Linked DNA regions of Homo sapiens: region 2 is linked to region 1. Evidence: chromatin loops called from intact Hi-C (ENCODE). Cell type or tissue: heart right ventricle. All regions are shown on one strand. Each heading gives the region's core, and the rest is flanking DNA. Links, peaks and the distances in the headings are about the cores only. Region 1 overlaps FOXF2-DT (FOXF2 divergent transcript). Region 2 has its middle 8.9 kb from the start of LINC01622.

What was found. Hi-C counts contacts between places; a loop is a spot of excess contacts. Peaks named below come from ENCODE experiments on the same cell type or tissue, not always from the same donor. Only the 100,000 strongest peaks of a DNase experiment are listed, where the experiment ranks them.
Region 2: a loop joins it to region 1, with 2.4 times the contacts of the local background. A loop is called at or near these places in 4 of 110 quality-filtered maps.

Annotation. Positions count from the first base shown.
Region 1 is chr6:1,371,870-1,387,688 of GRCh38, reverse strand. All of the region lies in intron 1 of FOXF2-DT (FOXF2 divergent transcript), which reads left to right. Among named protein-coding and RNA genes, the nearest start is that of FOXF2-DT, 9.7 kb to the left of the region's middle. RefSeq lists enhancers at 2,360-3,139, 3,140-3,919, 9,115-9,628 and silencers at 5,592-5,641, 5,752-5,851. In heart right ventricle, for the core only: a CTCF peak has its summit at 5,694 (motif pointing right); DNase peaks (open chromatin) are centred at 5,698 and 6,228; H3K4me3 peaks cover 886 bases; H3K27me3 peaks cover 8,000 bases.
Region 2 is chr6:1,102,332-1,118,150 of GRCh38, reverse strand. No RefSeq gene overlaps it. Among named protein-coding and RNA genes, the nearest start is that of LINC01622, 8.9 kb to the right of the region's middle. RefSeq lists an enhancer at 13,487-14,062. In heart right ventricle, for the core only: a CTCF peak has its summit at 7,909; no DNase peak of the experiment used is centred there; H3K27me3 peaks cover 1,544 bases.

The DNA of each region.
Region 1 (15,819 bases), core at 1,136-9,135:
CTTTTCCGGGTGGGATGTTTTGATTGGGTTGGGGTAGGGCTTCGCAGTTGTTTCCACTTTCTAAGAATTTCTGACTGACTGCTGAGCGTTTTTGGGGGGTGCGTCCCCATATATTTCATGGTATTTTTTTCTCTTGCCCTCATTTGTCATTTTGTGTGGAATAACTTAAAAATACATAACTAAATATGAAAGTAAATATAATGTGTTCACTAAACCAATGCTCTAAGTGCCTAAAATATAATTATTTTCATAAAATAGAAGCTGGAGTGGGGAGGACAGATAGGATCTTAAAGGAGCTCTACTGACATAGAGTTCAGTGTGTGTGTGTGTGTGTGTGTGTGTGTGTGTGTGCTTTAAATGGAAAGAGCCCAGGGGAGAAGCTTGTGGGGGAAAAGGACAATTATCTCATTTGTAGGTGGGGGCGGTGGGCAACGGGCTTTGGAAACATTCAGTACTCATTGTCACTTAGCCATGGACTCTCTCTGATTCTCTGTGCCTGAAAATTATATGTATTTGGATCTCAGGGAATACAGATCCAACTTGTTAAGAGCAGGCCTTAAAAGGTTTTAGGACCCGGAGACTGAAGAATAAAAGGCGCTAACCTTAAAATCCAGGCAGGACCAGTGATAACCTTCTATACTAGTAGCTCCCAGTTTTGGGGTTATGGGGTCATCCTCTGAGAATACGATGGAAGCTATGGAGCCAGTTTCCAGAAAAATACTTCCAACTTGCCTGAGATTTTAGGAAGTCCACAGGTACTCATTAAAACAAACAAGGAAACAAGCAAAAAACCCCAGATTCTTTTAGCTTCTACCAATTCAGCTGGTTAAATTATGAGGGATTTTTTTAAAAGGCTCCTTTCTCCATCCAAGCAACAGCAGTATCCATTTTACCTAAACTCTAAACTTGCAAGAAATCCCACTTAGAGTGTGGTGAGTGTTATGAGGGCCGGCCAGGTCGTGGGAAGGCAGTGGACATTGGAGAGCAGTTAGGGCCAGGAGGCGGTCAGCTGACTGGAAGCCTTCCCTCTCTGTAGGGGTCTGCATACTGCCCCTGTAGACCCTGAACTCCAGAAAGATAAGCAGCTTGGGGGCCTTCTTAAGTTATATCAGCAGGAAGGCTCCTCTCCAAAACTCTTTCTTGGATACCCCACTTCTGCTTCTGGAAACTATTCTCATGGCATAGACCACCACCACGTCTACAGTGACTAAACCCTGCATCTGTTTGTTACAGACCTCGCAGGTACCATCTTGTCACCCACCAAGTGGCCCAGGTATCATCATCCTCCTTTTGAGGTGAGGAAACTAAGGCTCAGAGACTGGGTGACTGGCTACAAGTCACGCTGGGGCAAGTGACAAAGCTGGCCAGCAGCCTGGGCCTGGAACTCCAAAGTCAGTGTTCCTTCCACTGCATTACAGCAAAGCCTCTCTGAGCTTTGTTTTAATCACTGATATATACAAATCTCTTGAGTAAGAATGTATGTGATAGCAAATTATGTCAATTTCTGTATCCCTGGGAGGAATACCTTAATTTCTGGTTAGCAGACAGGGTTTAAAAGGAAAGCTGTGTTTGTCTCTGAAACAGAGCCTTGCTTAGGATGGCTCCCCCACCCCCCTACTGGGGTTCCTTCTTATGGGGGTGAGCTCTTCACTCACTTTCACTCCCTATAAATAACATGAATCTTGACATTTTTTTTCTTACGGGAAGGGAAGGTATGGTTCATATAAATGAGTCTAGATCAGCCCAGGCAGTCCTTGGTTAACCAAAACTATGCAGCCTCCGCCGCGATGGGTCCTCTCTCCATCCCGCTTTGGTTGACTGTCCCGTCTGGGCTGCGGGTTCCTTTCCCCTCCAACCCTTTAGGTCCCACCCCTGCCCCAGCGCAAGGGAATGTAAACTTCAACAAGCTTGGGTTTCTCCGATTTTGTTCTGTAATCGGCGTTTTATTCTAGGAAATCTCCTCATTATTGCGGTTTAAATTCTGTGTTCTTAGCATGCTTCCTCTGCTTCGTGGGTTTCACATGAAATGGCTTAGACTAAACCAGTCACCGACAGGAGAGACGCATCCGCACCGCACTGTTTGCGGCCATCTAAGACGCACCCCTCCCTGCCTTCCGCCTGGGCCCGGGAGGAGGGAAGCCTCTTCCCAATTCAAAATGAGACTGACCCCTGTTTTCGCTCTGTATTTAGGCGCAAAGTTAAGTCGTGTAGAGGATTCTCGAACTCCTGCGAGGCCTTTCTAAATGTGGACGGCGAGAACTCAGTGCTGGGGCCTGGGGGTGTCAGCGTGATTGAGGAAATGCTGGAAGAGCACCAGCCTGCACGCTGCAGAGGCCTCTTTAGAAACTTCACATAACAGCAGAAGATGCGGACGGGAACAGCAATAGGAGGACGCGCGGAGGCGGGGGTTGGAGAGAGCAAGGTGGCCGGGAGTGGGAATTTCACACCTCTCCTGGAGTCTGCTCTCCTTCCTAGGTCCAGAAACCCCCAGACCTCCGGGCCTGAACACCAGCCACCCAGTTCCCAGTGTTTATTTGGATAGAGTCTTCCGCTCTCCAAAGGCTTGTGTCCCGGTCAGGGCTCTTTTTATAGCCACCTTCATGAGAGATCTCCCAGTAGCCCCAGATCTCCTGGCCTGGGCGGTGGGCACGACTCGATGACCCACTGGCCAGGTCTGAGGGTGCTTGAAGGGGGAAAAAGGGGTCCAATCTACGAGACCCTCAAGCGAAGACCGGCCTCACCCCATTTCCGCACTTCCCAAATTGCCGGGCGCGGGTCCCCTCGGTTGCGAGACCAAAACCTTGGGATGATCCCAGGAGCCAGCCCAGCGGCCTGCAGGCCCCGATCCCAGTGCGCAGGCCGCGGTACCAGGCGGAGCACCTCTTCGACTTCGCCTACAGCCCGCTGCGTTTAGGGGTGGCGAGTTGCGGGGTTGCGGGGAGTGAGTGGAGAGCAGAGGCGGCCCGCTTTGTCCAAAAGGCAGAGAGAAGGGGCTTAGGTTGGAACAGAGTCGGTCTGCGTCTCCCAACGGGGGAAGAAGGGGGGGCACCCAGCGGCTAAAGAAAATAAGTCAGGAAGCCTGTACCGCAAGTATTCCTGGAAGCAAGTGTGGGTGCCGGTGGCCCTCAGCATGTTAACTTTTCGCCCACTGATGCTGCTGGAAGGGACGTCCCCATGCTTTAGGTCGCAGGACAGAGCTTGCAGATGCCTTGGAAACCGGTAGGAGCCAAGCTGCGTCCTGGGAGACCCCCGAGCTCTGCACACCTTCCCTCCGCCCTCCCGGCTGTGGCAACGCTCGGGGGTCGTTTAGGGGTCCGCGTGCCTTTTGCTCCGCGGCCCCCGGCCTCGGATCCCCTCCTCCCGCCCGCCTTCCCAGGCTGGGGAGAAAGATGGCTAGGCCGCGCACACACGCTGGGCAGGGTTGGAGGGGCCGCGGGGCCCACCCAGGAGGCGCCCGCGGGGCCTGAAGAGGTCACTCCGGGCACTGCACGCGGGAGGGTGCGCGCCGAGGGCTACGGAAGACACCAGCCAAAGGCGCCCGGAGGTCGCCAGGCCGCGCCTGCGATGCCCTCCAACCGAGACCAGAGGCTGGCCGGCTGCGGCCGCGCGGGGAAGCGCCCTGGAGGTCCCAACCCAGCCCGGGCAGGGCTTTCTTCTCCCGTCTGGCTGGTCTCCTCCCCGCTGCCCTCCCTTCCCCCAAATAAATAAATATTTCCGAGGGCGGCGAACTCGGCGGGGCGCCGGGTCCTGAGCGCCTGGGCGATAGATGAACTTCCTGGCGCATCAAAACTCCCCTCTCGTCCTCCCCGCCGAGCTCAGGATATGGGGCGCGCTCGCTTCTCTTCAGAAAAGGAAACGTAGCTCTTCCAAAAATATAAATCAGCTCTGACGTCCAAATATTTCTTTTGTCCTCCAGCATCCTCTGTGGGGATAAATAAAACGTGCTCGGCGCCCAGAGGCCGACTAGGGACCTCAGGGCGCCCCGACGCCGCCTCCGAGAAGCTGCTTTGGGGAGCCCCCCAACCCCACCCCTCCCCGCAGCCTGGCCAAAGGCCCCGGGCCCCGGATGCGGCCTGACCTTCGGGCGGGCTGCGGCGGCGGGAGGGAGGGACACAAGCCCTCCGCGGAACCCCGGCGGCCTGCGAAGGCGAAAGGCGCCCGAGGCCGACCCAGTCGGGGAGGGGAGCTCGTTCGCGATGGGCCAAGAGAGGCCGGGGAAGCTCCGGGCGCGCCCTAGATGAGTTTGGGCCCCCAGGCTGCCTCTCCAGGCCGAGCTGTGCCAGGGAACCTACGCCCCCTCCCCTTCATTTCCGTCGGAGTTTCTGACCCCAGGGCAGCCTCCTCCTCGTGGGGACCCAGAGTAGTTCAAGTTTGGAGCACGGAGGGCCCCGACTGCGTCTTTTCCCAGCCGAGGCTGAGGCCGAGGCTGCTGCTCCTCCAGAAGCCAGTCGGCTTTGCGGCCTCAGAGGACACCACTGGCCTGGGGCGTGGCCCTCGAGGCTCTCCGCCCGTCAGACCTGGGGTCGGCTTGAGCCAGGTGACCCTTTCCAGCACCCCTGCCTCCCAACTCCCGCCTCCACCTTGGGGGAGGTGGACAGGTTTTCTGTAGCGGCTTGGAAATCTATGCCAAGGTAAACCACATGCACGAGGGTGGTTGAGATGCAGGGTTCTACAGGGGCTGAAGGGAGATCCTCCTAGGGGAGCACGGTGGCTGGAGGCGTGTCCGCACCTCCACTCCCCTTCCTGCTCCCCTGACTCCAAGGCGCTGAGAGCCCACGGGCCTTTCTGCTGCCCTCCTTTCCCAAGAAATCGCCCCATGGCACCCACGCGGCCAGTCTGCAAGGCTTTGGGGGTCAAACGGCCCAGGCAAGGAGAAATCTCCATCTGCTCAGGGGGAGCTCATCCTCCCCTCACGCCCTGTGCCCCACACCGAGGACTGTGTTCCAGGCCTGGGGCCTCGGGGCTGCGCGGCGGGGGCTGGTCTCCAGCCGCCCCTTCTCTCCAGGGGGGTCTTTATTGATGAGCTGCCTCGAAAACCCCCACCCAGAACGTCCCAGAAGGGTTTAGACAATCCATCACCCACCACTTCAAGGATGCTTCCTCCCTTTCAAACACAATCCTCGCACACCAGACGGGCTGCGGTGGGGAGGGGCGCGCACTTGAAAAGAGAACAGCTACATAATCAACGTCAAAGCCGTCCCGCAACCTTTCGGAAACAGGGACTTGGGCCAAAAATCCCTCAGGATGATTTACGGGGGCCCCCTCGCCCTCTCCGCCTGCCTCCACGTGACTCTGGCCCGCGCCCGCACGGCAGCCGCACACCCTGCCCCGTGCCAGGCAGCCCCGGGCCCCTCCGCGGGGAGTTCGTGTTTTAGGAGAAAGTGCTTTTTTCTCTTGGGGCCCGGGGGAAAAGGGGTCTCGGCCTGGCCAGAGAGTGCTTTGGTGGCTTGGTCGCGGTATCCTCGTGGGTGAACTGCGAAGGCCGGGCCTGGCCTCTTGGAGTCGTCCCACGCAAGTCACCTTCCCTCCCGCCAGAGCCCCGGGATTGCGCGGTGCGGGCTGCGCCTCCCTCTCCCCTCCGCGCTGCGCCTCCCTCTCCCCTCCGCGCTGCGCCTCCCTCTCCCCTCCGCGCTGCGCCTCCCTCTCCCCTCCGCGCGGGAGCGGGAAGAAGCCGCAGTTCCTCCGGCTTCCGCGGGGTGGCGCCAGGCTCTCGGGAATCGCGGCCCGCGGGGCTGCCCGGCGCGGCCGTCACCTGCTCGCGGCTCCCGGCGCCCCGCGACCCGTGGCCCCGCAACCCCTGCAGCCGAGGCCGGCCGGTGTGTGACCCGCAGGCGGGCAGGCTTCTGCAGCATCGCCTGTCTCGCGCTCGGCTGGCCCGCTTAGGGCACGTCCCGCGTTCCCGCCCTACCCTACCCGGACCCGCAAGAAGAGGGGGCAGCCGAGTCGCGCGTGGGCACCTCTCCGCGGGACGCAAGCGTCTTTAGGCTTTGCTGAAGAAACGATCATTCAGTTCCGTTATTTGGTTCTCTGAAGCAAGGGACGGGGGCTCTGTGTCTTCATTTGTAAGTTGTCCCGGAGCTCCTGGAGGTGCCCTGCGGTTTGGTGGAAAACAAGCAAATCAACAAATCATCCCACCCGCCCGCCCTTGGAGAAGCTGGATTCGGCCGACTCTGCGCGGCGTCAGCATTCTGTCCCTGAGGAAGTACCTCGTCTTTCGGTGGCTACAGGGACAGAAAGACAGCGATTTTTAAAAATTGTGATTTTTCATTTCTTTTAGCTTCTTAAGAACACCCTTGCAGCTGTCTAAACTCGTCCTGGTAGAAGTCTGCAAGACAGGAAGGAGCTTGAGGGGTCGTTGTGGGGCCGGCTTGATACAAAGGGGAGGCACCAGGTGGATCGGGGCGTCTCAGCCGGGGCTGCAGGATCTTTTTATATTTGTTATTACGAAAAAAGTTTCATAGTATACCAACGTGGAGCGAGTATACGCTCTCATACGCCCATCACCTACATGTAACAGTTACCAAGGTTTTGCCACACTTGCTTCATTCATCTTTCTGTTTTCATTTCTTGCTGAAATATTTTAGAGGAAATCTAGACATCATGTTTTAAAAGCGCACTTTGTAACTCCTCTCCACATCTCCGGTTCTAGCTCTCATACCTAAGATTACATTTTGGCATATGCACGCACACCTTCCCATGAGGAATTTCAAAATAGGGCTGAGACATTGTTGTGGATGTGTATTTTACAAACAGAACTCTCCATTTCCCCAGGTGACTTACAGCTCTGAGTTTCTTGGCTTTCTTCTGGCTGCTGGATCTCCAGAAAGGCTGGCAAATGTTCCCTCCCCCACTCTCACTGCAGGCCGGGTACACGCAGTGGCTGTAAACGGTGAAAAGGAGTGCTGTTTCCTTCAGTCACCAGAGTTAATCCCAGGATGCCTTCCATATATGCCCGACAACATAATGTATCACAAGAGCACGTGTCCTTTGAAAATATCTGCAGGTATGCATTGTCCATGTGCACCGTACAACAGTTTCCAAATCATTTTTTTCCTGACAGTGGCTAGCTGTGGAAGAATTTTTCATATCATCTGAAAGTGCCTGAGGGAGAATTTCAGACTAGGCTGGAGAGGTGAAGGAGTCATGGGGAGTGGACCACGGAGCATGGGAGATAAGTTTGGCTTTATATCCAGCCCCCTGCCCCGAGGACTCCGTACACATATTTCACAAATAGTTGTTTATTGATTTATTTGTTGTTTTTGCCCCCCAACAATCCATGTTGTGCTCTTAGCATTTCCCTCACCCCCAACGCCACCCTGCACAGATGAGTGGCGATGCGGTGGTCACATTGCCCTCGTTTACAGTCTGAGAAGTGCACCTGCTCCTGATTACCTTAAGTCACTTAATAATGTTTCTGGGCTTGTTTCTGTTTTATGGTAAAATGGGGATCAGGAAAACAAAAGTAAGAAAAAATGATGCCCCCTCCCACAGTTATTATAAAGGTGAAATAACGGTTATAAAAAGGTATTAACATTCTGACATACACACATTTATAGTTATTTTTGGTTCAATCCAATAAAAACACTTTAGTTTTAAGGCACCCTCTAAGTTTCACGGTACTTGGGATCTCTCATTCCCTGGGTAATCTCTCATAGGCGGATTTGGGTTTGTCTTTAATGAGGAAAATATGGGTCCATTGTCTACAAGTGTGAGCCTGCCTATGAGGACCGGGGTCCCTGGTCTCCGGGTGTTTTCGGGCTGTGGGTTGGTTCTCTAGGGCTCCACTGCAAAGAGGGAGCTCTGGGAGAGGGAGAAGGAGAGGGGATGTTTCCCTTGGTTGGACCTCGAGGTTGGTTCCTCCAGGTATATCAGATTCCTTTGCAGCACTGGGGGTCCAGCCACAGACAGCCGGTCTGCATTCGAGGAGTCTTCTGCCCCCGAAATCCCATCCGGCAGAACGTGAAAGTGCAGTGGAAAGAAAACTCGACTGCGCAGCTCGCAAGGGCGCCTCGCGGGTTCCTAGCGGACGTGGCCGACCGCAAAGCCGCCACCGCGTTTGCTTATTTCAGGCGGGACTTTCTTTCTCTCCATCCTATGTTCCCTTTGCAAAAGATGCAGGCTCTGGGCCGCCCTGTGGGAGGCGGCGGGACAGCGGAGGACCCTCACCTTCCACGCGCGCCACAGCGTGGCAGGAGCCCGGCGGCCGGCGACTGTCTTCCCCCCGAGTACGCCAGGACACCAGGGGGCCCGGCACCCCTACTCTACCCTGTAGGCTCGCAGCCTGGCTCTGAAAGTGGAACCTGCAGTATGAAATACTAAGCACGTCAACGCTTTTCCCAGTTCATTTTTTTTTTTCTGTGCTTTCCACCCTCCCTCCTGCTCCAGAATACCCTGCACTTACCACCTACGTGATCTGGAACAAGTTACTTTGTTTCTGCACCTCGGTTTTTTGACTTCTACGATTGGGATCATTATAATGCCTAACAGTGTTGCTGGGAGGATTAAACGAATTAATACAAGCCAAGCTCTTAGAACCGCGTGCGGCACGTGGGAAGCGCTCTATAAACGTCGGCCCTGAAACTGACGGTGCAGAGTCCTCTGAACTCGGTCCCGCGTGGGCCGGCGCGCCCCTACGGCTTTCCCCGGGGTGGTTTCGGCCGTGGCCCGCAGAGCTTGGGGAGAATTGGGTCCCTGCGCCTGTCCCAGCCCCAACCAAACTCCTGTGCTTTCAGGATTTGGTTAAGAATTGAGTTAGGCACGGAGCAGGGAGAAAGTACGAAAAGTCGGGGCAGGACCCCGGAGCCGCCGGCTTAAGCCGGGAGCGCGGCGGAGCGAAGCAGGTGCACGCGGGCTGGAGCGCGTGGCTGCCGCGGCGCCGGCCGCAGCCGGGGTCCTGAGTGCTGTCGCCTGTCTAGTTCTCCAAGAGGGGCCTGGTGGGCGGTGTCGGACTCAGCGCTGCTTCTCCAGGCCCCGGCCGCGCCACCCCCGCCGGCTCCATGCCCCGAATTGCTGGGGGTGCGGAGTGCTTTCTGCAGCTGGGCGCAGTGGCGACCCCGGTGTGGGAGAACGCCTTCCGCGAGGGGTGGCACCGAGGGCGGCGTCTAGAAGCTGCAGGTGGAAAGCAGGGAGGCAATTTCTGTTTTAGCGTCTTCTCTTCCATGTCCGACCCTTAGCCAGGTTCTTCCCCGGGTGGGACTTGTCTCCAAATTTTGCTTGGAAAAAGCAGGCGGTAAACGGTCGCGTTTCGGCGGTCGTCTTTTGCTTCGAGGCCGGCGCGGGCCTCTCCAGGACTCGCGAGGCGGCACAGGGCAGGGAAGGGCAGGCTGACCTCACCGTGGGCGAGACCGGCCCCGGCAGCGGCGGCCGCCGGGCGCGAGGCGCGAAACCTCAGGCAGCGCAGCCGCCGCCGGGCACCGCGGGCTTGGACGGCCTTCAGAAAGGGGTCCGGACGCGGCCGCTCCGCCGAGCGAGGAGGGCGGAGAGGGAGGGGAAGTGACCTCTTGAACCTCATCAAACGCAAATGTTATAAGAAGCTTGTTAAGGAAAGAAAAGCGGAAGGGCAGGGAAATGGAGAAACGTGGAGTCCACCTGAGGCTTGAATGGCCTTTTTAGAGTTCCAGGCCCCTGGGATTTGCAGACTTCTCTGCGGTAGACCGACTATTGGTGATGGACTTTGCATTTTCCCGCAGGAGGGTGAAGCTGCCGGCCGACTTCCTCCAATATGCATATTTTACATATATAAACACCTTTGCAGTTTTATAGCCATTTAAATAAACCATTCACATAAACTCTTAACTCTTAAAACGATCCGCACAAAATAGCTTTTATCTCAGATCATTTTCACTCTTCTTTTAATTACTGGCTTTTGTAGCTTGGGTTTTACCTCCAGGCTGGTGGCCAAAGTGTTTTTACGTCCAACTAGGCCGTCTCTTCTACGGTACCTTAGTACCGCAGTAACTTTCCCTATCAACATGGACACAGACTAGAGTCAACCTTTAATTTTCTCAGTTGGATGGGTAATCTATTTTTGGGAGAAGCAAATGTCCCCTTCGTTTGGTCCTTGTTGGTTCTTCGTTAGCGAGGGAGAATGCCGGTGGGGCCTTCAGCAGCAGCATCCTAACAGTGTTGCAGCGGTGACTAGTTTTTGGCTTTAAAAAAGACAGACCCGTCGGGCGCGGTGGCTCACGCCTGTAATCCCGGCACTTTGGGAGGCCGAGGCGGGCGGATCACGAGGTCAGGGGTTCGAGAGCAGCCTGGCAACACAGTGAAACCCCGTCTCTACTAAAAACACAAAAATTAGCCAGCATGGTGGCGCGCGCCTGTAATCCCAGCTACTCGTGAGGCTGAGGCAGGAGAATCGCTTGAATCCGGGAGGCGGAGGTTGTGGTGATCCGAGATGCCACCACTGCACTCCAGCCTGGGCAACAGAGAGAGACTCCGTCTCGAAAAATAAACAAATAAATAAATATAAATAAAAAAATAAAAAAGACTGACTTGCTTGATGAGCCAGATATTCACCTATTTAGTCTTCAAGTCTCTAGACCTATTATAAAATATGTCAAGCACCTGAGAAGCTGTGAGCGGTTACCATATGTCAGCTTTTCATTCAGCAGAAGGGGAGGGGGGCTCCTAAAGTTTTTTTTCTCCCTTGAAAGGGAAGGCTGTTTGGGGACCCGAAAATATAAACAAAACCTCCAGAAACCCATGTTTTGGAACAAAATGGGTGTGGAAAGCTAAGCAGGCCAGTTGGGCAGACAGGATTTGGGGATGGAGGCTGAGGGAGGCAGGGGACTCTGTAGAACCTGTGGGTAGCCGTGCCTGTCTGAGTGAGGGGACAGAATGACAGTCTGTGCTGGTGGCAGAGAAAGGGACAAGCGAAAGAGGCAAGGAGTGGCAGATTCTCTTTAGGAGAATTTTCCATCTGGAAAGAAGGTTTATGCATCCATCACCCATCTCTGGTAAGATGCTTGGTGTAGGTGGAAGGGCGTATGTTGGCATTGGCCTGAGGGAATCTGCCTTACTGAGCTCGGCTAAAAAGGAATTTAATAAACTTCTTTTGTTTTGTGGTTTCTACCTATGGAAAACTTTTCTGCAGTTGGAGGGCTCTCAGAAGAGATCCAAGACAGGAAACCTTTCCATTTGTAAATCAGTTACAAAAAATATGCAGTTGAGTTAAGCATTTTATGGCAATAGGAATTTAATAAAAAGGGAAAGAATATAGCTGTATAGAGTAGGTAAGCATGACTGGAGAATAAATTTATTCTTTTTGTTTGTTTCATTTTGTTTTTATTTGCTAACACCAGAATGTGTAATTTCATAGCAATGGAAAAATAATAAGCAATTTTGGGTGTCTCAAATTCATTATAATGTATTCCTGAACCCTTTCTAACTAGGATATTATTTTGAGGCCAAAACTGATTGATGTCTAGACTTTGGATGTCTCTACAAAGTGAGAATTGGAGCTGGCAGTGTCATAACACCACTTGAAAACATTTCTTCTGGCCTTTATTATTTGCACTTTTTCTTCAAGTTTTCATTCACTTTTCTAATTTTTTAAAACTCTCCTAGCACAATGACATAGCGCAATTCACTTTTATACCTTGAGTTAAAAGTGGAATTTCAATTGATGAAAATAGAGGAAATAAGGTTACTCAAATAATGCCAAGGAGTTCATATGCATCATTCAAGTTACCTTCAAGACTGCCATTTAAATGACTTCTTTTTTTTTTTAAGTAAGATTAATATATTTGTCTTTATAGTAACACCTTCAAAAATATGCGATTTTTAATATTTTGGGGATGAAGTGACCCATGAAGGCATAAGTGCCTTGGTCCATGAGAGTCATCATGAAGCCATGATTTATTTTTTGTTTTTCTTTATATAAATATAATCACATTACAAAAGTAGGATTCTTTCCCCATCTTTCCTTAGCCTATTTTTCTTATGTAACAAAATATCATAAATATTAACTAGTTTTTAAAGTTTTAAATATTACTTTGAGAATTTAATTTATTTTTAAAGATTCTAAATTTATTTTTCTTTTTATGTGATAACCTGCACAGCGTTTACTTGCTATTCACTGTTTTTTCTAGAAAACATAAACAACTTGGCAAATCTCCTATTAATCTTTTAAAGAGGAAGAGGTAGAAGTCACCCTTGCTCTTTGGAACTGAGAAAAGTGGAGTCATGGAAGATTGAAAGTCAACCCTAAGGCCAATGCAGTTTGACATTGTCATTAATCATGGGGAATTTGGAAAGAGGGCAGTATGCTGGAAGATAGGATATGAATGTAAATATCTTGCTACATCTGGAGAATTTTGCAGATGTTTGGTTCTTTGGTTTGCCTGACATTTCTTCTTTCTACTGGTGAGAGCATCTTCGTATCCTTAGAGAGAACTCTGTTTCTCCCATTCAGTGTTGTCCTAGTGTAGCCACACTGCTATGACACCCTAGACGTAGAGAGTCATGTGACCTATGCATGTCTATTCTACCTGTCCTCTGGCCACAGTACTTGGCCAAGTCTAGGCACAGGGTCACCCTCTGTCACATAGAGTGTTTCCCTGGGATTGTTAGTAAAGGCAATGAGAGAGAGGCTCACTCTTTTCCCTCTGGGATTATGAGCATTAAGGATACACACTTGGAACTGTGCATGGCCACATCATCACTCCTCTGGTTTCTAGGTGAAGCTCATGTACAATGGAAGACACTGGGGCCAGTGTACAGGAGGGAGCAGAGGACACAGACACGGGGTACTGACAACATTTTTGGAGGCTGGGGCTGACCTAGGCCCAGGAGTTCTCATTTTATCATCCAATTCCTTAGTCCCACAAATATTTTTTAAGCGCCTACTTGGCCAGGCACTGGTCTAAGTGCTGGGGAAACATTCAGAGAAAACAGTCAAGGTCTCCACTTTCAAAGCTTAAATTTGGGGGATTGGATAGACAACAAGCAAATATGCAAAAGCTTTCAGATAGAGAGAAGTGGTATGGGGACGGCAGTACCTAAGCAAGAAAGTCAGTCCATGATCATGGTAAATGAGGGTGATGTGATAGACAAATGGACATTGGGGGTGATCAGGAAAGCCTTCTCTGGGAAGACATTGGTCTGAGACTTGAGAATGGAGAGGAGCTAGCTATGGGAAGGTCAGAGGCAGAGGGAGCAGGACATGCAAAGGCCCTAAGAAATGCCATTGGGACATTCAAAGGACATCAGAGGACCAGAGAGCCTCCCCCATTGCCCTTCTCCACTCTAGATGCTGGTTGTTCAGAAAGAGAGAGTGTTGATACACAGTGACCATGTCTGACTCTTGGGCTCTTCTTTTCCTAGGCAGTCACCCCTGAAATACCCACCATTCTGTTACAGCCACAGTCGCTTGCTATGCTTTCCACAGCACCTGACTGTCTCCATTTCGACATGAGCCACTCAAATTTAAGTGGCACCCATTTGTAGATATGTTGACTTTTTCCGTTTCAGACACAGTCACATTATTGCTAAACTCTGTAGCCCCTGAAATCTGGCCATAGCATTAGTATACATATGCGACAGATTGGAGGAAATTCTTATAAAGTTTGGCAGTATCCAAACCGTGCTAGATAATGCATCCATGTCTGGAATTCAGCATCCTGGGGAAGGACCTGGAACCTTGCGTGATACAGAAGAGAACTGTGACTGATTAAAGGGACAAAGGAGGGCACTTATGATGAAAGCTTACAGGGTTGAGAAGCATTAGGTTTTGAGAAGGCTGAAGAGGGATTTTAGTTGTTGTCTGAGTTGGTGAAAGATTCATACCTCCCAAATCCAAAGTGGCTTGTTGAATTTTTAACCCACAGTGAAAGAGAATGAAGAGTATCAGGTAGGATGCTTTAGGCTGCAAGCAACAGAAATCCTTGCTTATGGAGGCAGGAACGCTAAGTCATCATCTCACGTAGCAGGAAGTCTTGGAGTTGGGCAAGTTTTGGAGTGGGTTGTGTTAGCAGCTCAGTGGTATCACAAAGGACTCAAATTCTTTCTAATTTTCTACTTTGATGGTTATAGAATCCATTTCATCCTAGAACTCATTTATGTTCTGGTTGTAAGATAGTGTCAGTGAAAGTATGTGATTTTGTTGTTTATATCCAAAAGGTTATAAATAGAAAAAAATTATATCCTTTATCAGTGGCATGAAGGTTCTCCTGTCTTTATTTTTTGGGGCCAGTTTAGATCCATGCTTCTCCCTGGACAAGCAACAGTCTCCAGGGAAAAGACACTTATAGATTACCTATGCCAATCATAGGCAAGTGCGGTGGAGCTGACTTGGGCTACTCAGGATGCTCCTGTGAAGGGGGGAATGGGGTTAACCTCCCCTAAATCACACGGTCTTAGGGTCTAACATGTCTCATGGGATTAATAAATGGAATCTGAGTCTTTAGGAAGGAAGGAGCATGCATCCATGCATGTCAAATAGACAGTGGTGGGTTGATATATTAGCATGAGGCATTTAGGGTGGAGATAAGGAAGAGTAATCTAATATAGATGACCTTGAATGTCAGAAAAACTCAGCATAAGAGGATGTGAAATCTCTTTCTTTAAGATGTTAGGATCCTATTTGTCTGAAATTATACGTCTGAAGTCTGATCCTGTCTGAACATGAGGGCCCAGTGGGGTAGGAGTAAAGGAGATTGCCTCCTAAAATTGCCATTAGAATTCCCTGTGGTGCTGGTTATACACAGATTCTAGAGCCTTACCTAAGAGATTGAGATGCAGTAGTTTTGGGTGAGGTCTAGGGCACTCTATTTTTAAACAGTGATTCATATGAGGCTGATGTAGCCTGTCAGCTGAACTCAATTTGGAAACCAGTGGTAATGAATACAGACTAGGCATATTTTTTTGAGCACATAAGAAATGCTCAAAAAAGTTGACCATGTACTAGGCTACAAAGGAATCTCAATAAATTCCAAAGAATTAACATGATATGAACTACCTTTACTCATCACAGTGCAATAAATTTAGATGCTTATTACAAGGACATAAAAATAACAGCCTAAAAACACATTTGGGAGCACTCCTCCTCCATCAAAAAGCCCCCAAATTATGAAATAACAATTGAGTTAACAAGCTTATCACAAGGGAAATTAAGAGCTGCTGACACAGAAAACACATCATGTCAAAGTGCAGCTAAAGCCTTACTTCAAGGGAAATTTATAGCTTTGAAACCAATGATCAGAAATTAAGAAAAATTGATGACAAAGAAGCTAATATTAAATTCAGAAGGTAGAACAAAGACAGCAGAACAAACCCAAAGAAACAATGTGTTAATCTGAGTTCCTACTTAAAAGCAACAGAGCCCATACTGGCTAGATTCAGCAGAAAATTTACTTATTAAAGGACAAAGATGCTCTGATTCTTTAGGAGGACCATAGAGTCAGTTTTCAAGTCTGCATCACCAGGAATAACACCAAACTTGACCACAAAACAGCTGCAGAAATATCCCTCTATAGTCATTGCCACCACCAAGCACCATGAACACTGGCTGTCAGTGCCAGGGCCCCTAAGCTCACCCTGGCCAGCATGGAGATTCCACATGCCAGGGATGGTGCCTGCCTCCTCATGCTGCTTTCTTTCGAGCAGATGTCTCACATGGATGGGTCTGATTGGCAGAGTCTAGGTTGCATGTGTGAATTCTAATTGCAGGAGGTTGGGAAGGTGAGTTTCTGGGTTCCACTTTGGGAGACAGAACTCTTTATGTAGAAAATTCCCAAGACAGTGGGGAGGTGGTAGGGGTGCGTGGCTAATGTCTTCTGCATTCAAGAAGGAAGGATGTAATAAAGATAAGGACAGAAA
Region 2 (15,819 bases), core at 4,320-12,319, 270 kb after region 1:
TCGCTCGCTGCCTTCCCTCCCTGCACCCGTTTTGCCTTCTCTCCTGGCTTGGACGTAGCCCCTCACTCTATGTAGTGCCATGTCCTTGGATTGGAAAAGGGTAGTGGCCCAATGTTCCAACAGAGATGCACCAGGTTCCAAAGTGGGGAAATGACTATTTCATACTCTCATTTAAAATTCCAGTTCTATTAATAATTGATTATTGTAACAATTACAATTGTTACAGTTTCTATAATCAACATTTCTTATTTTGTTTGTAGAAAATGACAAAATGATTTAAAGTGCTCTTTTGGAAAAAGTTGATAGACTCATATTTTATTGACAATTGGACCACTCAAACTTCCTCATCCTACTAGGTCTCTTTCCAGAGACAGAATGAACTTCTAGCTGTATGTGAACTTTGTTCACTTTGGTATCGCAAACTTTGATAGATTCAACAAGATAAGGTATACCAGGAGAAAAAAAGTAGGCTGAACATAAGATTGAAAGACAGAAGACACAGGTTCAAATCTATTAGCCATGTGACCATGGCAAGTTAAATATGAAATGTATACTACCTCTCTTATGGACTGTGAAAGAATCAAAGCTGATCATATGTCAAGAATGAAATAACCCACAAATGCTATGTGATATTAATTACTCCTATTGCTGGGGCTTAGCCTTTCCCCTGCCTGCTATTCCATGCATCTGTAGGGCAGTCATTTCCAAGAATTGAAAGTGGGCCTCTTAGTTAGGAAAAGCTTTGTCTCCATCTCACCACTTTGCTCTTTTTTTTTTTAAGCTACACTATTTGGTCTGTTTTGCAATTAACATTAAGAGCATATGAGATTTTTACATTTCCCAAATGTGGATTATTTTCTAAAAAGGTTGTGCAGCATGATTCTAAGATAGAGTTCTTCATATGGCTTTATGATCTGTGAAGTCACTCAAAATTGCTTGTAAAAATGTGTGCTTGGATGTAAATTTTTCTGGAGAGAGGAGGTCTTAGTCCTTTTTCTCTTGCTATAACTGAACACCTGAGACTGGGTAATTAATTTTAAAAAAGAATTTATATCTTACAGTTCTGGAGGCTGGAAAGTCCAAGGTCAAGAAGCTGCATCTGGTGAGGGTCTTCTTGTGGTGGGGACTCACTGCACCATCCCTAGGTGGCACAGGGCATTACCTCATAGGGGGCTGAGCATGCCAGCTCCGGTCTCTCTTTTTTCTCTTTTAAACCACTAACGCCTCACCCTCATGATCTTATCTAATCCTGATTACCTCCCAAAAGTCTCACCTCTCAAATACCAGATATAGTTGGATTTTTACCCACTTAATATCACTACAATGGGGATTCAGTTTTAACATGAGATTCCAAGGGGACTAATACTCAAGTTTTGAGGTTCAGCTGAGTACTCTAGCAATGACTAGAGTTCACACATTGCTCTTTGTATGAGTCTGAGCTCATTGGTTGAATTCCTTCATATAAGTGAGGGCTGGCATTACATACTATAAATCATTTGGATGATGGACTAACATATTCACACTCTTTTATCAAATGTGGAAAGATTCTGACTATGGAATGTCTGACTTTCATGTGTCACTTCTACAAATGGTGGCCAGACTCAGGACGCTTTCCTCTCTGCACACTATTGCCTCTTGGTATTGTCTTCATCTTTACTTTCTCCTTCCTCCTTGTTGGTACAGACACCACACTGATGCCCAGCACCTTCCTCTCCCAGCCCCCGCCTGGGACTTGGCACCCTGATTGGTCCAAGCAGCAGCCCATGACTAGACTGTGGTCCAGGCTGGCGAGTCCAGGATGAGAGCATACTTGTCTCCAAACCAGCATCTCCTAATGAAAAGAAGCAGCAGCTTAAAATCATCTGATCAAGGGCTGATCCTTCATGTTCCCAGGCTCTGGGTGAAGCAGGGAGATGCTCATTTGTGCCTCTGTGCAATACTGGGGATCTCTGGACTCCATGAATAGAGTGGCTGCCATCATAATGGAGAGATTTGTCTTTTCATGGGTTTGGACCACAATGACTCAAAACCACTCTGTTTGACAGAAAGACATTCTTCTTTTTAAAGTTGAGCTTGCGACATGGCTAAGCAACGTAATATCTTTTGATGTTGATGTTTTAGTTTAAATTTAGTTGGGTTTCAGCCAAAACATAAACTAAGAGATATTGGAAAAGACCTTGGTTTGAAGGACCTACCCTCCTCTTCACTGGACTAGATCTGATGCTACCCATTGGTATGGGAGGAGAGGTTAAACCTAGAGAGTTCACTTCCTACGTGGCTGGGGCCTAGGACTAGTTAACATTTGCATCTCAGCTGTGGGGCATTGATGGGGTGTGGCAGGAAAAAGATTCAAGGAGGGAGACATATTTCCACAAGAAAAGATGTTCTTCTCCATCCCTTTTGGGAAAGATATGATATTTCCGATGGGGATACAGAGAAGGAGATGCTTGGGGTGATGGGGCCAACCTGCAAATAGGATAGCTAGGTTAAAAGTCCAGGGATCCCACTTCTGAAGGGTGGATATCTTGTGAGACACAAGGAAAAGTCCAAATTCACTAGAAATATGCCACTTTGCCAACTAGAGACTTCCTTTTGAAATCGGCCTATTCCAAGAGTAAAGAAATTTACATACACTATACCAATACTGGGAGAACAAAAGAACTGGATGACCTCAAGGGCGGGGCTAATTCTAGTACCTCTCCTCCAGCAGATGAGAGGCATCAAATATTTAAGGAACTATGCCTTAGAGTTCTAAGCCACGACAGGTAGTCACCACAGGGCCAACCACACTGAAAGAGGGGAATTAGAAAATGACTCTTGATGCTGGGGGAACTTGTTAGAGAGACAGTGAAGCCATCACTTCTCACAGCCCTAGGCAGCTCTTTTTGCTCCCAGGGATAAAAGGGATTCATCTAAGTTATCTATAAATCCCTTTCTGATATACCTGCCTCGCTCCCTCAGAGAACTCACCTTGTGAGCTGTGGTTGGGATTGCACACAGGATGTCTGCCCAGCAGGAATATTACCGTTTTTACTCCATACCAGGAACTGTAGGGGTGGGAACAAGGAAGAAGACACTGGTGGAGGTGGGAAAGGAAGGACATTACTGCAGCTGGGGGCAAGAGAGGAAGAAAAAGGAAGGAACATGTCACCGACTTTCACGCCAGGAGGAAATCTCCTGAGTTTAAACAGCTCTTTTCCATTACTTTGAGGCCTATGAAAGATGAAAGTCCTGGTCGGATTGGGTCTTGGTGTCTGGCCACATCACTTTACTCTGAGTCAGAAAAGACTTTCTGAAAAAGTACACCAGAGATGTCCAGAGACAGAGAGGAAAAGAAGCCCCCTGCACCCAGCTCAAGGTTAGGGTTAGGGTTAGGGTTAGTGTTAGGGTTAGGGTGTAGGAAGCGTAAACGGTTGCTGGTTGCTGGAGGCAAACCAACAGCCTTGTTCATTCAGTGATAGAGTAGAAGTAGCTTTTTAAACAAAAAAGTAGAGTAAGAGAGTGATCAGAGACTCTCAAAACACTCTCAGAAAGACAGTGTTCAGGAGGGTGGCAGGAAAACGCGATTCAGCTGTTCATAGGGTTGGGAGGAGCCAGGTGAAAGGGAGAGTTTGGGAAAGGAGAAAGGGGTGCTGGTGGACCAGAGGGAGAACTTCTCAAGGGGCCTTCTTCCTGGGCTGTGATGGAAAGCCCTACTAGACACATAAAAATCACAAGAACTCGCCCTGAGTGATATATATAAATACACTCGCTAATTATTACTGGAAGAGAGCATGACTAATGCAGGAGCAGATGTTTTAAAAAATAAAAGGTCACAAACATTTTCAGACTATTAAAGCATTTATTTATGTAGTAAATTTGCATCTGGATTTTGTTGTTCCTGCTTTGATCTCTTTCTCTCACACACGCAGCGAGAGGCTGGTGTTGGAAAGGTAGAATACCCAGGCACCATAGCTGTGATAGAAACAGTCAGAATGGGGCAAAGTCTCCTGAATATGCTTGTTGTTTCAAATCAGAGGAGAACGGAAATCCCCAGGATTATAAATCACTCAAAACCATCAAATGACATTGGTTATCTACACAATAACTTCAAATAAATGCCTTTTCCCCAGAACGGGGCCAAGTTGCAATGATTAATCTTAAGTTACTCTTGGGCTATTAAATAACAATCTCAAGATCTTTTTTGAAAAGCAAATGTCTTTTTCATATAAGCGAGAACCTGTAGTATTTGTTCTTCTGTGTCTGCCCTATTTCACTTAGCATAATGTCTTCTAGGATCATTGGTGTTGTCACAAATGGCAGATTCTTCTTCTTTTTTTAAAACTAGATAATATTCCATTATATTTAAATACTACATTTTCTTTATCCATTCATCCATCAAAAGACATGATTCCATATCTTGGCTGTTGTGAATAACGCTGCGATAAACACAGGAGAGAAGGTATCTCTTCAACATGCTGATTTCAATTCCTTTGCATATATACCCAGTAGTGGGATTGCTGGGTCACATGGCAGTTCTATTTTTAATTTTTTGAGGAAACTCCATGCTGTTTTCCATAATGCTTGTACCATTTTCCATTCCTACCAACAGTGTACAAGAGTTCCAATTTCTCCACATCTTCGCCAACATTTTTTTACTTATATATATGTATCTATGTGTATATATATATATACACACACACCTATATATACGCACCCACATAAACACACGCACACATATGAAATAGTCACTCTAAGGGATGTGAAATAAATTTCATCATGGTTCTGAGTTCTGATTTGTATTTCCCTGATGATGAGTGTGATATCAACTGTTTCATATACATGCTGGCCATTTGTATGTCTTCTTTGGAGAAATGCGTATTCCATTTCTTTGCCCGGTTTTCAATCTGGTTATTTTGTTTTTCTGCTATTGAGTTGTAAAAGTTCCTCAGATACTATGAATATTAATCTTCTATCAAATATATGATTTTCAAATATCTTCTCCCATTCTGTAGGTTGCATTTTCCTTTCGTTGGTTGTTTCCTTTGCTGTACAGAGCCTTTATAGTTTGATGAAATCCAATTTGCCTATCTTTGCTTTTGTTGCCTGTGCTTTCGTGGTCATACTTAGAAAATTATTGCCAAGGCCAAAGTCAGGAAGCTTTTTCTCTGTCTTTTTTTTTTTTTTTTTCCTAAGAGTCTTAGTGTCAGGTATAACTCATAGAAGCAGACAGTAGAATCATGGTAACCAGGTGCTGGGGACAGGAGGAGAGGGGGAGGTATTGGTCAAAAGGTTCAAAGTGTCAGTTCTGCAGGATGAGTAAGTGCTGGAGATCTAGGGTACAGCATGGCGCCTATAGTAACAATCCTGCCTTATATACTTAACTACTTCCCAAGAGTGTAGATGCCAAGTATTCTTATCAAAATCAGTGAATAGGGCAAGAGGAAGCTTGTGGAGGTGATGGATATATTTACGGCATTTACTGCAGTGATGGCTTCATGGCTGCATGTGTATCTCCAAACTCATCAAATTGCGCACATTAAATATGTCCAACTCTGTGTTTGTCAATTATGCCTCAATTAAGTATTTTGTAAGCTAGTAGCAAATTTACATACTTTCAATGGTGGAGCCAATTTAGAAAGCAGTTTGGCAGTTTCTTAAAATGTTAAACATAGATTTACCATATGACCCAGCAATTCCACTCTTAAGTATCTATCTACACAAGAGAAATGAAAATATGTGACACATATGTCTACACAAAGACCTGTACACAAAGGTGCATAGCAATATTATTTGTAATAACGAAAGCATGGAAACAACCCAAATGTCCATCAACCAGCAACTGGATCAACAAAATATGCTATATCTACACAATGGAAGAATGCTCAGCCACAGAAAGGAATGAAGTGCTGTTGGGTGCCGTGGCTCACGCCTGTAATCCCAGCACTTTGGGAGGCTGAGGTGGGAGGATCGCTTGAACTCAGGAGTTCGAGCCCAGCCTGCGCAACACAGCAAGACCTTGTCTCTACTAAAAATAAACAAATAATTAATGATCATAATAAGAATAAATCAGCCAGGCATGGTGGCACTTGTCTGTAGTCCCAGCTACTTGAGAGAATGAGGTAGAAGGATGGCTTGAGGTTGGGAGATTGAGGCCACAGTGAGCTATGATGGCACCACTGCACTCCAGCCTAGGCAACAAAGTGAGATTCTGTCTCAAAAAAAAAAAAAAAATAGTTAACATATATGATGCTAAGTGAAAGAAACCAGCTTCAAAATACCACATATTGCACGATTCCACGTTATGTAATTTCCAGAAAAGGCAAATATGTACAGAAGAAAGTAGATGGGTGGTGGTGGTTGTGCTCGGAGTGGGAGTGGGCAGTGTCTGCTCATGGCAGGAGGCTTCTTTTGGGGTGATGGAAATGTTGTGAAATGAGCTTGTGATGCTGGTGCACAACTCTAAAAACTTACTGCAAATGAGCCAGTTGTATATTTAAAAGGAAATTCTGTGGTATATGAATTATACCTCAACGAAATTATACACACACACACACACACACACACACACACACGAACTTCCCCATTCCAAACCATGTCACCAACCTACGTTTTCCTCTTTTCCTCCTGGCTTGCGTTTGTTCTGCAGAGCCTGCTTAGTAAGGAGCGTCCTGGGTTCTGTTCATGCAGACACGTTCAGACATCTTTGATTCTGGAGAAATTCCCTCAAGTCACACTTTTCTAGATAATATCACAGGTGCCACATGACCAGTTTGGCTTATTTTAAAATGCATTTCAGAAGCATTAAGACCAAAAAACACTCTGCAGAAGAGCCTCGGCTAGCAAGCTCCTCCCAGTCGCCTTTTGGAATTTGCCTTTTTGTGAAACACCAACGTGTCTGTAGGTGTGGCAGTAATGGAATGTGAGGAGCACAACTGAACAAGTCACCAAACGTCAATGAACCAGCTCACTGCTGCTTCTGGAGAACAGCCCGTGACATTTTCCAAGGTAAAAACATTGGGTTTAACTGGCAGGCTGTAAAGAAGACGCAGCGTGTGAAGGAGCCTGAGGCTGTTCAGTGAGAACGAGGGGGTTCCATGTGCGCCGACGAGGATGGAGAGCCTCATTAGGTCACCACACAGAGTGCTGGGAAACAGCTCAAAACACATGACAATGGCACAGACACATACATGGTGTCTGTGCGTGTGGGTGTGTGTTTACACAGGGCATGCCAAGCTGCCCGCAGTAATTTTTTGTGAGGGAGGGGAATGAAATTGGTTGAGGAAGGGGCAGGGCAGCGTCTTTTGTTTATTTAGCATGGACATTTCTGGATTGACTTTTAAAAATGAGCATGTATGAATGTGGTAAATAAAAGAACAGAGAGCAGGTGTGATGGAGGGCTGACCAAGTTGTCTGGTTGCGTCCTGCACTCTTTAACGCCTTAAGAAATGGTACAGATGTAGGTCCCAGTACGAGGGTGGAGAACATCACCTAGGTCTGCCCAAGTACTTAGCACCACATTTTTTTTAGACACTTTGTCAGCCAGGCTGGAGTGCAGTGGCATGATCATGGCTCACTACAACCTGAAACTCCTGGGCTCAAACGACCCTCCCACTTCAGCCTCCCAAGTAGCTGGAACTACAGGCATGCACCACCATGCCTGGCCAAGTTTAAATTTAAAAAAAATTTTTTTGTAGTGACAAGATCTCACTATGTTGCCCAGGCTGGTCTTGAACTCCTGGCCTCAAGTGATCCTCCCACCTTGGCCTCCTAAAGTGCTGGGATTTTAGTTGTTAGCCACCGTGCCTGGCCAGCGCCACACTCTGGTACACCAGCCACACAGTAATGAGCCTGGTCTGTGCAGCTGCTCATTGGACATTGGAGGTTAATCAGGACCCATCTGGCTAATGAAACACTTCATTGCACTTGCTGCCCCCTGGCTTATGAACATTTTCCATCATAGCTAAGACTGGATTAATACAATGTGAAACAAGGTGACAGTTTATCCTGGAAAGACACGCAATATTAAAAATCCACATGATGGGCTGAGCCTGCCTGATTGCTTTAAAAGGTGGATTTATTTCTTTTATCCCGAAAGGAGTTGTGCCCACAAGCACTAGTGCCAGCCCTTCCATCTGTAACTTCTCCTTCTCTTTTAGAAAACTATAGTAGTTTTAAGATGGTTTTGCCCCAGGCGAAAACCTCTTCATCAACACTGTATTCACCACATGACTTTTCTGTGGTATATACATCAAGAGAAAACTACCGGATGGCTTCTTCTGTTTGTCTGTGTTCCAGAGTCTAATGCGGCTGAAGGTGGCACATCTCAGCTCCTGGTGGATATGAAATATTTTCCATCCTGGAAGGTCTGATTGGCTTGGAACAGAGCTAAGTAGGCTACGGTTCCTGAAGCCAAATCCAGCTCCAGCCTGTTTTTGTATGGCCTGTGAGCTAAGCATGGTTTTTACATTCTTAAATATTGAAAAGAAAATCAAAAGAAGAATAAATATTTTATGACATGTGAAAATGATATGAAATTCCAGTTTCAATGTCCACAGATGAAGTTTTATGGGAACACAGCCACACTCGTTCTTTGTGTATTCGTGCCCCAAGAACAGAATTCAGCATTTGTGATTCAGACCATATGACCTGCAGAGTCTAAGTATTTGTTGTCTGGACCTTTCCAGTAAAAGTTTGTTCACCTTGGCCTGGTGGAGTAATATTGGCATCAAGGTCTTTGGTAGTGCTCACTTGGCAGGAGTCCAAATTGAAGTTCTCCTTGAAGATTCCTGTAAATGGTGATTGGTAGAGGGAGTCACCCTCTAGCCATCTGGGAGGCACAGGTGACTTGTCCTGAGATGAGCTGAGTGGCCCACCTGGGGCATTCAGAGTGGGAGCCCTAGGCAAGCTAGTTAGATGAAGACTGCCATCCTTAGAGCACGGCACCACACTGCGTGTCCTCATTTCTGAGATACTGTTCATGGTAACACACACCATTGATTTAGTAACAGCTTTTCTAGGAATAAAAGACACATTGCTTGCATAATGCGTATTAATTTTGAAAATGCTAATGAGAAAATATGTTATGATTTTTAATGTGATTGCTTCCCCACCCCCACCTGACTCCCAAGTGAGCTTCCTGGGGGCTAGGACTGCACCCTTATTTGTTTTTGCAACCCAGGATTTCCCCCACAGAGCTCCAAGATGTCAGGAAACTTTGCAGAACAAAGTTTTGCAATCATTGGTGGGTTGTGGCATCAATTTAGCGAATACACTGCTGGCATTTAAGAAATAAAATAGGAAAGACGGACTAGACAGATTAGAACAGAAAGATCAGAGTAGACTAGAACACAAAACAAAAAAACAGAAAATGCACATCCCATAGCATAAGGTTCATCTACGATGCCCTTGTTTCCGTTACATATGTGAGTGATGGGAGGTCATGTCAACGTATTTCTCACCGTGGATCATAGTAAAACAAGTGTGCAAGTCCCTGCTTTGGTGCATGTATTTGAGCTGCGCTTGGTCACGAGATGAGATTGCACAAATTGGCATGTGTCACAGAAGCATAGAGCAGTGGGTGTCAGGTCAGGTGTGGCCTTCGGGTCCCCACCAGGCTGGTGAGGATGGCCAGCCCACCAGCAAATGCTTTCCCAGAGCACCTCCCAAGGCTCTATGCTGAGCTGAGTGTGATGAAGGTCACAAATCTCTAGGTGACATGATTCCTGTCCTCGGGGAGCTGATGGTCTATCAAAATCACAAAATCACACCCCAAAGCAGGAAGGAACACAGTGAGATTTGGGGATAGATGTTGAAGGTGTTGGGTGCAGAGGAGGCGGAGACCCTGACAGCTCTGCTGTGCCACAGCTGTGTTGCTCAGCCAGATCCAGACGCCTGATCTCCAGGGTGTTCACCAGCCACGTGGCATCCTCCCAGTTTCCTGAGGCAAAGATGCCGACCAAAGCGCCGTGTCAGTTCACACATGGAACACGGTCATCTCCAGGTAGGTAGACTGGACCACACAGTGCCATTGGCCTCTTTCTCTAGAGAGGGAGGCTCGAAGGTGGGGAACACAAACAGGCTGTGGACTGCCTTGGCCCCACAAGAGTCTCAGGCCCCAGGCCCTAGAACTTCAACAGGAGAGGCGAGTTGAAGAAAACCACCCCAAAGGAAAGGAGGAGCAGAGCAAATATCTCCCTGAGCTGCCAGGACCCATCTAAGCAGCCTGCTGGATTGAAGCAGGAGACGGCAATGTGAGGAATGGGGAGGAGGGCAAGCTGTGCACGAGATGCCACCCCACAATGAAACACCAAGGGACTGCCAGCATTGTGCTCCGGTAAATGCCCTTCATCCTGATCCAGCCACCAGGTGAGAAGGAGGGAGCCCTCACCTCCAACCCACCTCCCAATTCATTAGGGTTTCCCACAACTGGCAACATGGCTGGAAATCCTGCTGAGGAAGATGAGATGGGGCCTGTGCTGGCCCATGGGACATACTGGGAGCAGAGGATGCAGGTGTCTACAGGATGGTTAGCAGGCGAGTGTGGCAGAGTCAGCAAGGTTCAGCACACTGAACCTTGCATCAAGTGGAGAATGGGAGGAGGAAATTGAGATTCGGGGTGAAGAACAGGCCAATCAGAAAGGATGCAGGAACGAGCACAGGATGCTTATTCTTCTGGGCTCCTCTAAAATGAGAAGCCTTCCTTGTCATCCATCCCCATCCCCCAGCAGCCTAGGGGATGGGCGGTGGCTCCCTCTTCTCCAATGCTGCCCCCTCTGCAGGTATCTGCGTGTTTACTTTCCTTTGCTATCATTACTGACTTCTGAAGGGGAAGGATCAGGTCTCCCCTACTCTCATGTGCCCAGAGCCTCTGGGCCACAGCCCCTGGTGCAGAGAAGCAGCACTGAGAGCAATTTTGATGAATAAATGAATGAATGAGGAAACGTGGCGGGTAATTATTCAGTCATTGCTACTGTCTGAATGTTTGTGTCTCTTCAAAATTCATAAGTTGAAATTCTCACTTCCAGGGCGATGGTATTAGGAGATGGGACCTTCAGGAGGTGAGGAGGTCATAGGGGTGGAGCCCTCATGGATGGGATTAGTGCCCTCATAAAAGAGCCCTAGAGAGACCCCTGGCCCCTCCTGCCACACGAGGACGCCACTAGAAGCTGCCATCTATGAAGCAGGGAACCTCACCAGACACCATATCTGCAGATACCTTGATCTTGGACTTCCCAGGCTCTAGAGTTGCAGGACAGTGAACAATACATTTCTGTTGTTTATAAGCCACAAATGCTTATAAACAACAGCCCAAACAGACTAGGAAAATCATCTTCCGAAGGTATGAATGGTGAGCTTCAAAACATCCCCTTAGGGTTGAGAAGGGAAATTAGCTTAATCTGAACCTTGGGCATCTGGTGCAGCTACAGCAGAGAATTTCCTGTTTCAAGTGATTTCAAAGGTGAACAAGTTCCTAAGAAACGTAAGATTACCTAAGTCCGATCACAGAGGCCCATGGAAGCACGGTGGTCTAAGTACGATTACTACAGAAGAGATCTGCCAACAAATGACTTAGAAAAGAACCTCAGGATATCTGTCGGCTCAAAGACATTAGGATTTTAGGCAAACTAAGAGTTTGAATCTTATGCTGGTTGCTTTCATCCAAATCCAAATTTTTGGCATTGTGTTTTAGGGACTGTATCTTCTTCACGTCTGTGTTCTTAGAACCACTTAGCAGAGGGTCCTGGCCGTTATAGGTGCTCTAGGCATACATTTGTTTAAATCCACCTGGTTTAGTTTCATTCCATTTTATGGCAATTAAATACAGGTCTGAGTTTTGTTTGTTAAAATGATTAGGTTTTTTTTTCAAGTGTGATTAATTGGTATGAGTCAGCAGCTATTTAAACTCTTACTAAACAGATACATAAGAAACGAGGGATACTGTTTTCTTCCACAAAAATGTTCCAAAAAAAATGTTCCAGCTGAACATTTATTTCAGCTGGAATTTCAGTGACTTGAATGCAGAATGAATCCCGTGGCTCACTTCCTAGACTATTTGCCAAAGAAGATGTTGCCCTGGCCATGATCAAGATGACACAAACGGTGGCCTTTTGCAGGGAGAACCGCCGTGGAGGCCTGTGTCTGTGGCACTGGTAGCTTCTCTCTGCAGGCAAAGACCCCATGGCTTAGTTCTTCATCAGAGTGAGAATTCATCTTCCACCTTGAGTGGAACAGAATGTCAAGGAGTGCATGAAACCCTAGGTTTGAATTGATGAACCACAGGTCTCAATTTTCCCTTTTCCAAAGATAACGATGACTTCAAAGAACCAAAGACTACGATGACAATGTATTGCAGGATTTTGCATTTCAGAAAGCATGCCTACACAATTACCTTGTTTGCCTCATGCCTTCTTTGCTGGCATGGGCTGGGCAACTATTACTATTAAGAGATGAAAATATGGAAGGTCAGAGAGGTTAAGAGAACAATTCAAGGTCAGGCAACCAGGGATTGAGCCCCTGGAGCCAATGATTTCACACGGAACTCCTCTCTGTGCAGCATTCTTTGCCAGCCATCCTTCCCTTCTGCTAATGGACTAGGGCTAAGACCATCACGATCTAGGTGTGAGGTCATTGGCAGAAGATGCAGGCAAGGACAGGTCTGTGTAGAGAGATTTCCCAATGTTGGAGGCTTTCCTCGCCTTGCTGTTTCTGTTCTGAAGGACGTTCTGGAGGCTTTGATGCAGTGTGAATGAGGCCTTGTTCACAGTTTATTTTCATTTGTAGATGTGTAATCACCTAAAGTAGTTATGTTATGGCTACCTCAGGAACGCAGGTTGTAGTATCTGAGCTTGTGCATGTTCCCACAGGCAGTCCCAGTGGTCATAAGTCCCAATGCCACATGGAGTTTGTTTATACCCAAATATACAGTAATTTCAGTTCACTGGAATCCACACCCCCACCTGCTAGAGGCACCTCTCCGGAAGGTGTCCAGACAAAACCAAAGGGCTTGTCGTCTGCTTTCCTGCTGTTTCTAGAATATACTCAGCTCTCAATTAACATAAACCTCATTTGGTTTAGAAAACATCCATTTGGTTTAGAAGTCAGTGTTGTTTTCAAATTGCATCTCTAGCAAACGATTTTTTTTTTAGGTCTAATAAGCACTGAATAGATTGTATTAGGTTAAAAGCAATTGATTCCCAATAAATAAATTCTGCCAAGTTATGCTCGGGAGTGTGAAGCAACAGTGTTTATTGGTTCTTATCTACGATCATCAAAACCTGTTCCTCTCCTCTCCTTCCCTCTTTCCCTGCCTTCCTTTTTCTTTCCTTCTGTCCTCATACTTGACTTCACCTACTTGCTATTATGAGGAAAATATTAATTCCCTTTCTAATGTCTATATTCTAGCATGTCGCCTCATTAAATTCCCCTGGGTGTGCCCTTTTACAATTAGTGCTACCAAGTAAATAAACTTCAAAGGGACGTGTGTACACACACAGACACATGCACTCAGAGACACACACGTTCATTTGCATGCCAAGAAGAGCCCCCATTAAAGTCTATTAGCCCCCAAATGAGGAAATTCAGAGCTCTGAGCTCTGCACTGATTTTATCTCATGGTGTGGAGAGAGTTTACAAATAACTCTTAAGGTAAAATGCCATTTTTTTCCCCTGTATGTAAAGTTAATATTAATGTTGTGTAGAAGGAATGCGGCTCTATTTCTTTTTGAGTGGCATTTTCTCATTGTCACTCTCCAACCCTATTCTTAGAGACCCTTAGGTGGTATTGTGTGTATTCTTTTGTAGAATAATGAAATGTTTATATTACACAGTCCCATTGTAAGATCAATCCACCCCTGCTGGGGGATTCATAAACATCATCTGCAGGTGGTCCTGGTGTGTCATCCCCCAGAAGAGGAGCTTTCATTTCAGGAAACAACCTTGCTGAGGTCCCACACAGCCCAGGACACCAGACCCAGTGCTGCAGCCCACGGCTTCCCGAAGCCCAAACAGTAACTGATGGTGTTGTCACCAATCTTGGCTCTGAAACTAGCATGTTTTAAATTCCTGCTTCTCCAAGCCTCCTGGGCATGTGCTCTGTAGCCAAAAAGAGCTGGTAATTACACGTGGCTTCTGAGGAACGAGGGTCCAGGCGCTTATCTGGGAAGGGAGATTGGTCCAGACCTTCAGCCTCTGGGCCCCATTCCTCTTCTCATTCTTCAGCGTAGCAACTTGTTCTTAAAGCAGAGGCTGATTTCTGTCTGCATCTCTCAAGCGGCACCTTTGTTTAGCCACTAAGTTTTCTCAAACTGGAAATCCATATGACGAAGTATAATTTTATGGTCTCCTATCATATTTGGTTTTTCTAGAAACATTCAAGAGCTTGTTCCTTCTCACTTAGACAATATTACTGTCATCAAGGTGTGTCTTCTCCTAGTTCCAGAACCACTTCCTGAATTTAAAATGCTCTTCTGGACATTTTTTTTTTTTCCAGATAATGGCAAAGAAAATTGGTCCAAAGAAAGTGGAAAATTGTCAGAGGGCAGTCACCACAATTTTTTTTTCTTCTGTTTTCACATCTGTTCAATCAATATCAGCTCCTGGCCTCAAGGCAGTGTGACCTAGAGGCAAGAGCCCTAGGAAGCTGGGGATCAGAGGACAGCATCTCATGCTGCCTTTAACCAGGGGCACCGTCTCACAGCAAACCCTTAACCTCTCTGGGTCAGGGAGCTCCTTTTTCAACAAAACAGGTTGGTCTAGATGGGTTCTCCTGTGCTTTCCAACTCTCTACTTTCTATTATTCTGAACTTCATGCCTCATTGTATCTGTGCGCCTCTGGTAGAGTTGGCATAAACCCAAGCATATGTTATTGGCTTAGAGAAAGAAAACATTTCTGGGTCTGTGAAATCATAGGCTTTGCTTGACGAAGCTTCGAGGTGTGCGGGCTCTCTTAGTGCAGCGCAACAAGCCATCAGCCGGCAGAAAGCTATTTCTGTAGCGGAGTGTTAAAAGACTGGTATTCTTCAGTGAAGAATAATCTGCTGAGGGCAATGTGTTTTTATTCCCTCTGGGATTTATCTGTCAACGGGCAGATGGGAGAAGAAGCAATAAACTATGAGCTTGCATATGTCAAGGCTTTGATTCTAGGGGGTGACTTCCAGGCCCTGCTTGAGTAGGAGACATTGTCAGGGAAGAAAATTTTGGACTCTCACTGTTACTTCCTGATCTCAGAACACAAAGCCTAGTTTTTGCTGAGTCTTTGAGGAAACTCCATGAGCACTCGGCTTCTCTCTCGTGTTTTCTGAAACCAGAAGTAGAGAGAAAGAGGCAGCTGAGCCCTACAGAACCAACCAACTGTGGAGACCAGCAGCGAACCCAGCGTGTTTGTCATTGGTTTGTGAATCTTATACGCTGTTCTCTTTGGGATACCTATTTCTCCTGGGTCTTTACATGGTCCTGGATCAAGAAACACCTTTTAACAACTCCCTTCAGACCCTGCACTCCCGTGCATTCAGAGGCCTCCTTGGCTTAGCGTGGTGGCAACCCCAGGGTCCAGGTGATTCTGTTGAAGATCTGAGAACAGAGCTTGCTTCTTCCTGCCACCCAGTTTGATTGGACCTTCTCCAGACTTCTGGGTGCATTTCCAGAGCATTTACACAAGGAATTATGTAGGGGTCATTGTGACAATGGTTGTTTGTGGCTTCTTTGTATAAACCTTCTGTATAGAAATTCCAGTTGATCAAACAGATAAACGGAGAGGTGATCAGTCACATTGCTAGATGACTTTTCTCTACCTAGGAAAGGATTCTTTATATATTTAAATAGGAACTCCTGTCCCCATTT